2 separate regions of the Homo sapiens genome follow, and region 1 is linked to region 2. A link is an interaction called in ENCODE POLR2A ChIA-PET data of the cell type or tissue named here. Cell type or tissue: HepG2. All regions are shown on one strand. Each heading gives the region's core, and the rest is flanking DNA. Links, peaks and the distances in the headings are about the cores only. Region 1 overlaps PANK1-AS1 (PANK1 antisense RNA 1). Region 2 holds the start of IFIT1 (interferon induced protein with tetratricopeptide repeats 1).

Region 1 (5,388 bases), core at 166-5,165, 260 kb after region 2:
TGGATTCAAGAATTATTTTAGAATCTATAGGACTTGGTCAATGGGAGGGTAAGGGAGAGGTGTGGCTGGGCTGATTTCTATGTTTCCAGGTCGTGCAGCTGGGGATGTGGTTTCAACATGCAGATCTAAGCATATCCCCATTCCATCCTGAGCTGCATCACTCCCAGGCTGGGTTGGGTGCCTCTCTGGTGTAAGCCATATCACTCTTTGCCTATCTCAGTCTAATACTACACTTAACACGTTTCATTGCAATTTTTTTGGCAGGGGAATCCTCAAGGACCTGCAAACAAGAAACCAAATCCCCCCACTCCCCCCAGCCAAAATGTGTTCATTTTGACCAGCTGTGTGTGTGTTTTAAATTAAAAGTTTGAATTAGAAAGCAAGTAGGATAAATTTATATACTTAGATGTATAAATTTAAATACCTGGCCCCTGAAGCACTTCTGATAGGTCTCAGCTACCCAAACAAGAAGAACGGAATCTTTGAATCCCCAGGACTCAACGCAGTACTGGACACAAAATGGGAGCTGAAAAAGTGTGTGTGGAGTCAGTGAAGGATGCAATTTCCCCTCATTGTAGAGATGAAGAAGCTGAGGCTGCAGAGTAGAATAGGAGCAGACAGTGGGGATTGTCTTCAAAGTAGGTTCCTAGTTCCTGGCTCAGAGGTCCCAGTTTTTGTTGACCATGGACAGTAAAACTCCCTGGGGAAGCGGGCCCAGTCTCAGGAGAGCAGTTTTGATTGGTCTAAGTTTGTGATTGACTTAGGAACTGTCTGGCCAATGAAATATGAGGGAAAGCCTGGGGGATTCTGGGAAAGGTTTTGTAAACCAAAAAGTATTTGAGACATGTCTCAATTTTAGAGGATTATTTTGCCAAGGTTAAGGACCATTGCCCATACAGCCTCAGGAGGCCCTGAGAACATATACCCAAGGTGGTTGGGGTACAGCTTCATTTTATACATTTTAGGGAGTCAGAAGTTACAGGCAAAGACATAAATCAATACATGCAAGGTATACATTGGTTTGGCCCAGAGAGGTGGAACATCTAGAAGCAGGAGCTTCCAGGTCATAAGTGGATTCAAAGATTTCCTGATTGGCAGTTTGTTGACAGAGTTAAGCTCCGCCCCAAGAGTTGATGTCAGCTTAAATTAAGGTAAGGGGGTGCTTTGTGGAAACCAACGTTCTTATCATGTATATGAAGCCTCCAGGCTTCAGCGAGAATAGATGTGAATGTCTTTTATTGGACCTTAAAAATTGTCAGACTTTCTGGAAAAGACCTAATAAGGGAATCTTTACAGAACATAATTTTTTCACCCACAAGTGACAGCTTGGCAGGGCCGTTTCAAAATATGTAAAGAAATATAATTTGAGGTAAAATAATTTGATTTCCTTCAGGGCCCACTGGCTGTCACGTGATGTTATACCAGAGTCAGATTGGAATCTGTTGTCTTACTGCTACCAAGATTTTGTCTTGACAGTCTTAAGATTCCTGTTTTAATGTCAGTTCTGGTCAGTTGTGTCTAAACTCAAAAGGAAGGAGGGTATAATGAGGCATGTTTCACCCCCTCTTTCCCATCATGGCCTGAACTAGTTTTTCAGGTGTTTTTTTGAATCCCTTTGGCCAAGGGGGATCCATTCAGTCAGCTGAGGGGCTTAGAATTTTATTTTTGGTTTATAGTTTCCTCTTGATTAAAGAAGGAAGTCTGCAATGTGGGTTTGTAACCTAGTTTTTAATAACTTTACATCAGACTTGTAATTTATTGTTACTTTCTGAAGACACACTGATAAAACCTCTCTACCATGACGTCATTGCATGTTTTCACGGTAGAAATTCTAATTATTTGCTAAAGTGAAAATAAAGTCAAACATGCCTAAGTCTTTATCTGCTTAACCACATTAGCTATGGTGTGATCATGGAAAAAGGGCACACATCAAGACATAGTTTTAAAAGAATTATTAGAATGTTGACTACCAGAATAATATTGACCCAGGATGAACTTCTTTTTTTATTTTTTCATTTCTGCTTTTTTGTTATTGGTGTTTATAACTTCCTCAGAGATTCACCATGGGGTTACCTCATACAAGAGACTACCTTCAGGTACAGATTTTCATCACCATACTTTCTGTAGGTGCCCCTGGCAGTCAGAGGTTACCACAAACAAAAAGTACTTTGGTGAGTAGTGTTATAGTGAGATTCTGATAACTCATTCATCAGAGCCTCTCACTTAAGTACGAAGATAAGTACCAGAGTTACAATCTTGAGCAAAAGCAAAGTCCCTGTCTTCATCTGTGTTACAGAAAAGACAGGCCTTAAGCACACACTCACCAAAAAAGCAAAGACATTAGTGCATACTTCAAAATGCATAAAATATAAGACCCCCTAGTGCCATGAGAGTACATACCAGGCTGACCTGGCCTAAATATAAGTTTCATCAGAGGAAGTGGTATTTAAACTGAGTTCTGAATATTGAATAGAAGTTAATTAAGGTTGGAGTAGATGTAGAAGAGGTATTCACAGTGTATCTCATATCATAAATATGGTAGGTAATTCATAAATACTTGTTGATTGAAAGAATGAATTGAACCTATCCCCCCAGTAGGGCAAATCAAGTGTAAGGAAAATTATTCACTGGAACAAACCATTGGAGAAAGTTTAGGCCAGTTTGTCTAATCATCAGTCTTTCACAATAATTTGTTACAGACCAGAGGCTCCCCATGTAATAAAAATTAACATGGAGCCAAGCAGATTCCTCAGACAAGGCTTTTATCTGGTGTTTGTGCTTGAGTGCAAGGGAGACAGCAGAGGCACAAGGACCTTCTGGTGACTCTCTGAAAAAGAGCTGGTAGGGATTTTTTATGAGACAAAGTGCTGGAATTGACAATAGGGGTAAGATATGCAGGCTGGGCTGGACAAAGCATGTGAGGGGTAGGGTATGTAGCATAGCGCGTTGCTATGTTTTTCTTGAGTAATGGGCCAACTGGTTATCTGGGAGCAGCAAAGAGGGTTTAAATCAGATTTTCGGCATTCCTTCCCAGGTAGGACACTCTGCAACCTTGGTTTGATTTTGGATCCCCCAAAGCCAGTTTCTGAAATTCTGTAAGTAAAAGACATGGTTAAACATTATGAGAGCAAAGAAGAATGGCTGTGTTCTTTGTGTGACTAAAGCCTTGGAGTTAGCAGGTATAGCATCAGTGAGGTAGTGGTGTGGGTTTTGTGGTCAGTGGGAATGTATGAAAGAATGCTCTACTGGGGGCAAGCTGAAGCCAAGCCCAGTTCTTGCGCTTTCTCAAATTGACCACATGAGAGTAATCCCTTTCTCTTTACGATTCTTTCTCTCTCGTGATGGAGTACTTTCTTCAAACACATACCCAAGATACTCTTGTTGTCTATTTTTTTTTTTCGTTTTATTTTGGTCAACAAAGAGGGGAAAATATAGCATCAGCAGCTGCCACTACCAGTAATAACTGTGTGTGCAGGAGTGAAACGCACCCCACGTGAATAAACTTCCTGTTAGGCACTAATATTTTTTGAGCACCTACTAATTATGATATGGAGGGGGATGGTGCATGGCTGCCTAGAAATTTGATAGGCTGTAATCAGAATGACCCCAAGTATTGGACATAATTTCAAGAATGGAGCTGAGTTTAGCAAAATTATAACAGTCATATTATCTAACATGTATTAAATCCTCATGTGCCATATACTGTCCTAAGCACACTATAAATATCATTTTTTTAAAATAAGTATCACAATAGCCATGTGAATTGGGTACTATTATTATCCTCATATTCCAGATTAGGGAACTGGAGCTTATAGAGGCTCATTAGCTTATCCAAGTTCACACAGTGGATAATAGTGTCACTGACATTTGAACACAGGTCTGGATGGCTCCAGAACTTACTGTGGTATAAAACAAAATATATTTGGTCTTTGTCCCAATTCCTGTCAGAGATCCTGAAACACTCAAAATTTCCCGGAGTGTGGGGAAAAAAAGGAGTGTTTTGTTATTCATAATGGCCTCTTTTTATCATACCTGACTTTATGCTAATAAGTTGACTTGTGGTGGGCCCCCTGTGATAGACTCAGGATAGGGCCAGACATCAGAAAAATCAAGTGATTAGGGAATTAGAGGGTTGGAAATTTCAGCCTCACCCACCAACCTCCAGGAAAGGGGTGGGGGCTAGAGATTAAGCTCTCTAGAACTCTTGAATAATGCAATTTAATGAACTCCCAGGTTGCTGAACACATAAAGGTGCTGGGAGGGTAGTCGCCCATCCATGCCTTGCTCTATGTATGTATTAGTTCATTCTTGCATTGCTATAAGGAAACACTTGAGACTGGGTAATTTATAAAGGAAAGAGTTTTAATTGGTTCATGGTTCTGCAGGCTTTACAGGAAGCATGGTGCTGGCATCTGCTCGGCATCTGGGGAGGCCTGAGGAAGCTTTCAATCATGGCAGAAGGTGAAGGGGGCTCAGGCACATCATGGCAACAGCAGGAGCAAGCAGGAGAGAGAGAATTGGGAGGGAGGTGCTACAAACTTTTAAATGACCAGATCTCACGAGAACTCACTGTCATGAAGACAGCACTAAACCATGAGGGATCCGCCCCCAGGATACAAACACCTCCCATCAGGCCCCATCTCCAGCACTGGGGATTACAATTCAAGATGAGATTTGGGCAGGGACAAATATCCTAACTGTATCAAGATATCCCTTCATCAGGTTGTTCATCTGTATCCTTTGTAATATCCTTTGTAATCAACTGGTAAATGTAAGTAAAGTATTTCTCTAAGTTCCGTGAGCTCTCCTAGCAAATTACTGAACCCAAGGTGAGGAGTCATGGGAACCTTAATATATAGCTGGTGATATGGTTTGGCTTTGTGTCCTCACCCAAATCTCATGTCAAATTGTAATCCCCAGTGTTGGTGGAGGGGCCTGGTGAGAGGTGGTTGGATCATGGGGTCAGTTTCTAATGGTTTAGGATCATCCCCCTAGTGCTGCTTGTTTAAAAGTATGTAGCACCTCCCCTGCAACCTGCCAGCCATGTGAAGCTATGCCTGCTTCCCCTTCACTTTTTGCCATGGTTGTAAATTTCCTGAGGCCTCCCTAGAAGCAGAAGCCTCAGAACCATGAGCTGATTAAGCCTCTTTTTAAAATAAATTACTCAGTCTCCAGTATGTCTTTATAGCAATGTGAGAATGAACTAATACAGAAAATTGGTACCAGAGAAGAGGGCAATTGGTATAAAGATACCTGAAAATGTGGAAGCAACTTTGGAACTAGGTAGCGGGCAGAGGTTGATACAGTTTGGAGTGCTCAGAAGAAGACAGGAAGATGAGGGAAGGTTTGGAACTCCCTAGAGACTTGTTAAGTTGTGACCAAAATATT
Region 2 (5,324 bases), core at 325-5,324:
ATATTATCATATTATAATTTTTAAAAAATACACTCAGAATAACATTCTTTTTCCATATCATCCTGTGAATGAAGAAGAGACTAAGGAATTCATTACCCATTGTGTAGGTGAGGAAACAAGGCATTGAGTCGTAAAATACTGAATCTGGGCCTCACAGAACAGGAAGTGGGTCCAGGGATTGAGTCCCATATCTCTCAGTCAGAGAATTTCAGACATACAATAGACATTAGGGATAATTGAGGCCCTGGTTCCCGGCTCAGGGCGCAGGTCTACATCAAAATCACCTGAAGATTTCTTTCTTTTTTTTTTTTTTTTTTTTTTTGAGATGGAGTTTCACTCTTGTTGCCCAGGCTGGAGTGCAATGAAATGGCACGATCTCGGCTCACCACAACCTCCACCTCCCGGGTTCAAGCGATTCTCCTGCCTCAGCCTCCCGAGTAGCTGGGATTACAGGCATGTGCCACCACGCCCGGCTAATTATGTATTTTTAGTAGAGACGGGGTTTCTCCATGTTAGTCAGGCTGGTCTCGAACTCCCAACCTCAGGTGATCCGCCCGTCTTGTCCTCCCAAAATGCTGGGATTACAGGCGTGAGCCACTGTGCCCAGGCTGAAGATTTCTTTTTAATACTGAGCCAGAGGCCTGTACCTAAGTATATGTTCAATTGTTCTGGAATGGGCATAGTTAGCATTATTTTTGAGATTTACCTGGCTGATTCTAATGTGCAGTGAGGGTTGAGATCTGCCAACCTATTCCAAATGACTTCTCAGCTGAGGAAATTGAGATTCATAGAGGTGAAGCAGTTTATCATAACTGGTCAGTCCCTTGCAGAGCCCAGCTTAGACTCCTGGGAATGAACTCACAACCTAGTGCTGAAATTTCATTTTCTAAATGTTTGATCCTCTCTGGTTCCCATTTTCTTTTTTATCTGTAAACACACACACACACGCGCGCGATTGGCTTTTCTTTCCTTAATGCTGTTCTATCCTGTGTCCCTCATGGGTTTGTTTAGCCCAAAGAGACACTAAGCAAGATTCTGAATACCTAATCAGCCTGGGCCATAGCCCCGTAGAACCAAGACTGCTGCCAAATTCACAGCAATGGCAAGATAAACTTTTTGTTCATATCTCTGCATGCTATCTAGTGCATTGGCAAATTGAAAACCCATTTTTTCCCATAAGAATTCCAAAGACATCTTGCTCCCCAAAAGATGTTTTCTAATTCATCTGTTTCAGCATTTGCTTATGGCCTGATCATGTATCTGAGTGCAAGACAAAACCTGTCCTATTAATTCAGAAATTCTTATTTGTGTAGAACTTTCTAACTAGTTGTTGAACTCTCTGTGGAAGCTTACAGAATTGGTGAGAGCTGACATGGGAGATGAGTCTGGCAGGGAGTTGAGCAGAAACTGTTTAGATCTGGCAGTGTGCCCAGTTAAGTGTTTCCAAAAGGAAAATACTCTTGCACCTGCTCCTCTTCTGCTTCTTATGTTAAAAGACAAAGTAGGTAGGTTTTTTTAAAGGAAACATTGTTTTTATATATTGTTATGATTATTTGAGACAGGGGCTCACTCTGTTGCCCAGGCTGGAGTGCAGTGGTGTGACCATGGCTCACTGCAGCCTCTACCTCCTGGGCTCAAGTGAGCCTCCCACCTCAGCCTCCTGAGTAGCTGAGACCACAGACACACACCACCACACCCAGCTTTTTTTTTCAGTTTTTTTGTAGAGTTGGGGTCTCCCTATGTTGTCCAGGCTGGTCTACAATTCCTGGGCTCAAGTGATCCTCCCGCCTTGCCTTCCAAAATACTGGGACTTACAGGCCTGAGCCAATGCACCCGGACAACAATTTTTTATTTTTTATTTATTTATTTTTTTAGACGGAGTCTCGCTCTGTCACCAGACTGGAGTACAGTGGTGTGATCTCGGCTCACTGCAACCTCTGCCTCCCAGGTTCAAGCAATTCCCCTGCCTCAGCCTCTCGAGTAGGTGGGACTACAGGTGCACACCACCACACCCAGCTAATTTTTTGTATTTTAGTAGAGAGGGGGTTTCACCATGTTGGCCACGATGGTCTCCATCTCCTGACCTTGTCATCCGCCCACCTTGGCCTCCCAAAGTGCTGGGACTACAGGCATGAGCCACCGCACCCAGCCAAGAATCATTATTTTTAACTTGATGACTGAAAATAATAATAATAATAGTTACCACTTATTTGCATGCTTCTATGTGCCAGGTAGTTGCTAACTATTTAAACTCAAATTCCATGAACTGTAGTGGAGGTTGTACTGGAATTTGATTCAGAATGACAGTGTCCATGATGGAGCAATAGAGGGCTCTCTATTTCAAACCATACCTCCTTGCTTTTACCTCCTGCCTAAGTCATCAGGGGTTAGAAGGCTTTCTAGGTATTGGTCTCTTTCCTTCATTCCTAAACCAGATTGGTTGCTTATTTCCGTCAAGCTGAAACCAAAAGTAAGCAACCAAAAAGCAACCAGCAACCAAAAGCCTTGTTACTCAATTAATTAAGAGTAGATTTTTATATTTGATAGTAGGTTCCTTCTAAATATAGAAACTGAAAATAGAGCTATCTCCTTCAATTCTCCTTTTTCTGTGTATTCATCCAGAATCCAGCCACCAACTGCCACAATAGGCAGCAATGGACTGATGTTCTTTAGGGAGGACGTGAATCTCGTTCCAAATGCTGGCCAGTCATTGGGTTTCTGCAGCACTAGAAACATCTATGGTTGCAGGTCTGCAGTTTATCTGTTTTAAAATAGAAACAAAGTTTCATTCCCCACCCCCCCCCGTCAGCAGGAATTCCGCTAGCTTTAGTTTCACTTTCCCCTTTCGGTTTCCCTAGGTTTCCAACTTGCAAGGACACACCCACAGCTTACACCATTGGCTGCTGTTTAGCTCCCTTATATAACACTGTCTTGGGGTTTAAACGTAACTGAAAATCCACAAGACAGAATAGCCAGATCTCAGAGGAGCCTGGCTAAGCAAAACCCTGCAGAACGGCTGCCTAATTTACAGCAACCATGAGGTAAGGATTTCTTTGCTCCTCTGCCATAATGTCTAAAGTTTTTGAAAAAATGGTAATTAAATACTATTTCAACAGGTTAGATCTCAGTGAGGTCAGGTTTTCTAATTCCTCGATTTGAGTATCTGCTTATGGACTGAATGTGTGCATGCATGTGTGTGCACGTTCACACATACATAAATTGTTTAATGCATTTTTATGTTTGTTAGCATGAACTTGAGGAAGCTTACCTCATGCTATAGCCCAAAGAAGGGGAGGGAAATGGGAAAAGAGTTTTGCAGGAAGGGAGAAAATGATCCCAATCTGAGAGATTCTTTCCCATCAGATTCACTTCTGTCTGATATGGGGAAGGAATGGACAGCTTGTCTGAGTAGAGGCATTGCTTTCTGCAGGTTCTTTACCACAGAGAAAAAGCAGGACCCACAAGAATGTGAAAGCCTCAGTCTTGCAGCCTCTCTGATGTCTTGTGGGTAATACAGTGGAGATGTGGTAGGAAAAGCTCACAGCCTTCCTCCATAGGCTTCTGGTCTCACTTTCTGCACTGCTGGCCTCTTACAACAGGTTTTCGCAATCAGGCTGAGCTTAAGATAAACAGATTGCCTCCTCCCTGGAAAATCTAGGCTCTTGGTACGTCCTTGACTGAAGATGATCCACATCTGCTTGGGAAGATCCGTATCTTCCTTACCTAAAGGGCCTAATGTGGGAATTTCTCAGCTGATTTAAAAACCATTACTTAGGCCGGGCAAGGGGGCTCATGCTTGTAATCCCAGCACTTTGGGAGGCCAAGGTGAGCAGATCGCCTGAGGTCAGGAGTTGGAGCCCATCCTGGCCAACATGGTGAAACCCCATCTCTACTAAAAATACAAAAATTTGGGCATGGTGGCACATGCCTGTAGTCCCAGCTACTTGGGAGGCTGAGGCAGGAGAATCACTTGAACCTGGGAGGCGTAAGTTGCAGTGAGCTGAGATTGTACCACTGCACTCCAGCCTGGGCAACAGAGCGAGACTCCGTCTCAAAAACAAACAAACAAACAAAAAATCCATTACTTAATACTGATTTGTAAATTTTCCCCTCAGTGCTCCAGTTGGCAAAATTTTGAAGAGGTAAAAATTCCAGAAAATGCACATTACAGGCCTATGATGAACCCTCCTCTGTAAACAGATGGAGTTGGTACTGATAATTAAAATAATAATAATATTAAATGTTATAAAGGTAGTTATCACTTCTTGAATTCGTATTAAGTGACAGCCTGGCTTCTAAAAGTGTTATGTAAATTATTCCATTTAATTCTCAAAAGATACTTATAAGGCAGGTACTTACACAGTCATGCATCGTGTAACAATGGGGATACACTCTGAGAAATGCAGCTGTTAGGCAATTTCATCATTATGCAAACATCAAACCTAGACGGTATAGCCTACTACACACCTAGGCTATAAACCTGTGCAGCATGTTACTGTACTGAATACTGTAGGCAACTGCAATACAATGGCAAGTATTTGTTTATCTAAACATATTTAAACATAGAGTACAGCAAAATTGTGGCATTAAAATCTTATAGGACCACCACCAAATATGTGGTCCTTTGTGGACTAAAATATCATTATGCAGTGCATGGCTGTATGATCCTGATTTTACAATAAGGAATCTTAGATTTAGAAATGTTAAGATCACACAGACAATAAGTGGTAGCTTTGAGATATGGATCAGGATCTCTACATTCAATGATATTTCATTAAACCTTTAAATCAATGTTTCCCAAAGGGTGTCAGTGGGGGCTCATGTGATTATTTCAGATGGCAAACTCATTTGCTTTTATGTTTTCCTGCTTTTATGTTTATGTCAATATGTACTACAGGAAAATATATATATATATATATATATATATATATATATATATATATATATATATAAAACTTGAATTTTATTCAGGTTAGCAATGTGATTTTTTATTGTGATAAAATACATGTAAAATAAAATTTATCATTTTAATTACTTTAAAGTATACAATTTAGTAGTATTTAGTATATTCATGATACTACTGTGCAATCATCATCACTATCTAGTTCAAGAACATTTTTCTCGCTATGTGGAGAAACTGCATAGCCATTAAGCAGTCACTCCCTACTTGCCTCTTTCCCCAGGCCCCAGCAACTGTTAATCTGCTTTCTGTCTCTATGGATTTGCCTATTGTGGGTATTTCATATAAATGGAAACACATACTATGTGGTTATATTGAATTTTTATAATTTTATATTTCCTAAGCATCCCTTTTTGAATATTAA

What was found. Peaks named below come from ENCODE experiments on the same cell type or tissue, not always from the same donor. Only the 100,000 strongest peaks of a DNase experiment are listed, where the experiment ranks them.
Region 1: POLR2A ChIA-PET joins it to region 2 with 13 read pairs; 4 of 35 experiments call an interaction of 5 or more read pairs at or near these places.

The regions. Positions count from the first base shown.
Region 1 is chr10:89,650,289-89,655,676 of GRCh38, forward strand. PANK1-AS1 (PANK1 antisense RNA 1) reads left to right here. Exons shown (of 5, transcript NR_184344.1): 5 at 265-1,873. Among named protein-coding and RNA genes, the nearest start is that of PANK1, 7.7 kb to the left of the region's middle. In HepG2, for the core only: no CTCF peak of the experiment used is centred there; a DNase peak (open chromatin) is centred at 3,203.
Region 2 is chr10:89,389,677-89,395,000 of GRCh38, forward strand. IFIT1 (interferon induced protein with tetratricopeptide repeats 1) reads left to right here and starts at 2,947. Exons shown (of 2, transcript NM_001548.5): 1 at 2,947-3,041. The coding sequence starts at 3,037. It also overlaps a transcript of LIPA not described here. RefSeq lists a silencer at 1,782-1,943 and enhancers at 2,496-2,545, 2,776-2,825, 3,627-3,676. In HepG2, for the core only: a CTCF peak has its summit at 2,349; a DNase peak (open chromatin) is centred at 2,885; H3K4me3 peaks cover 1,688 bases.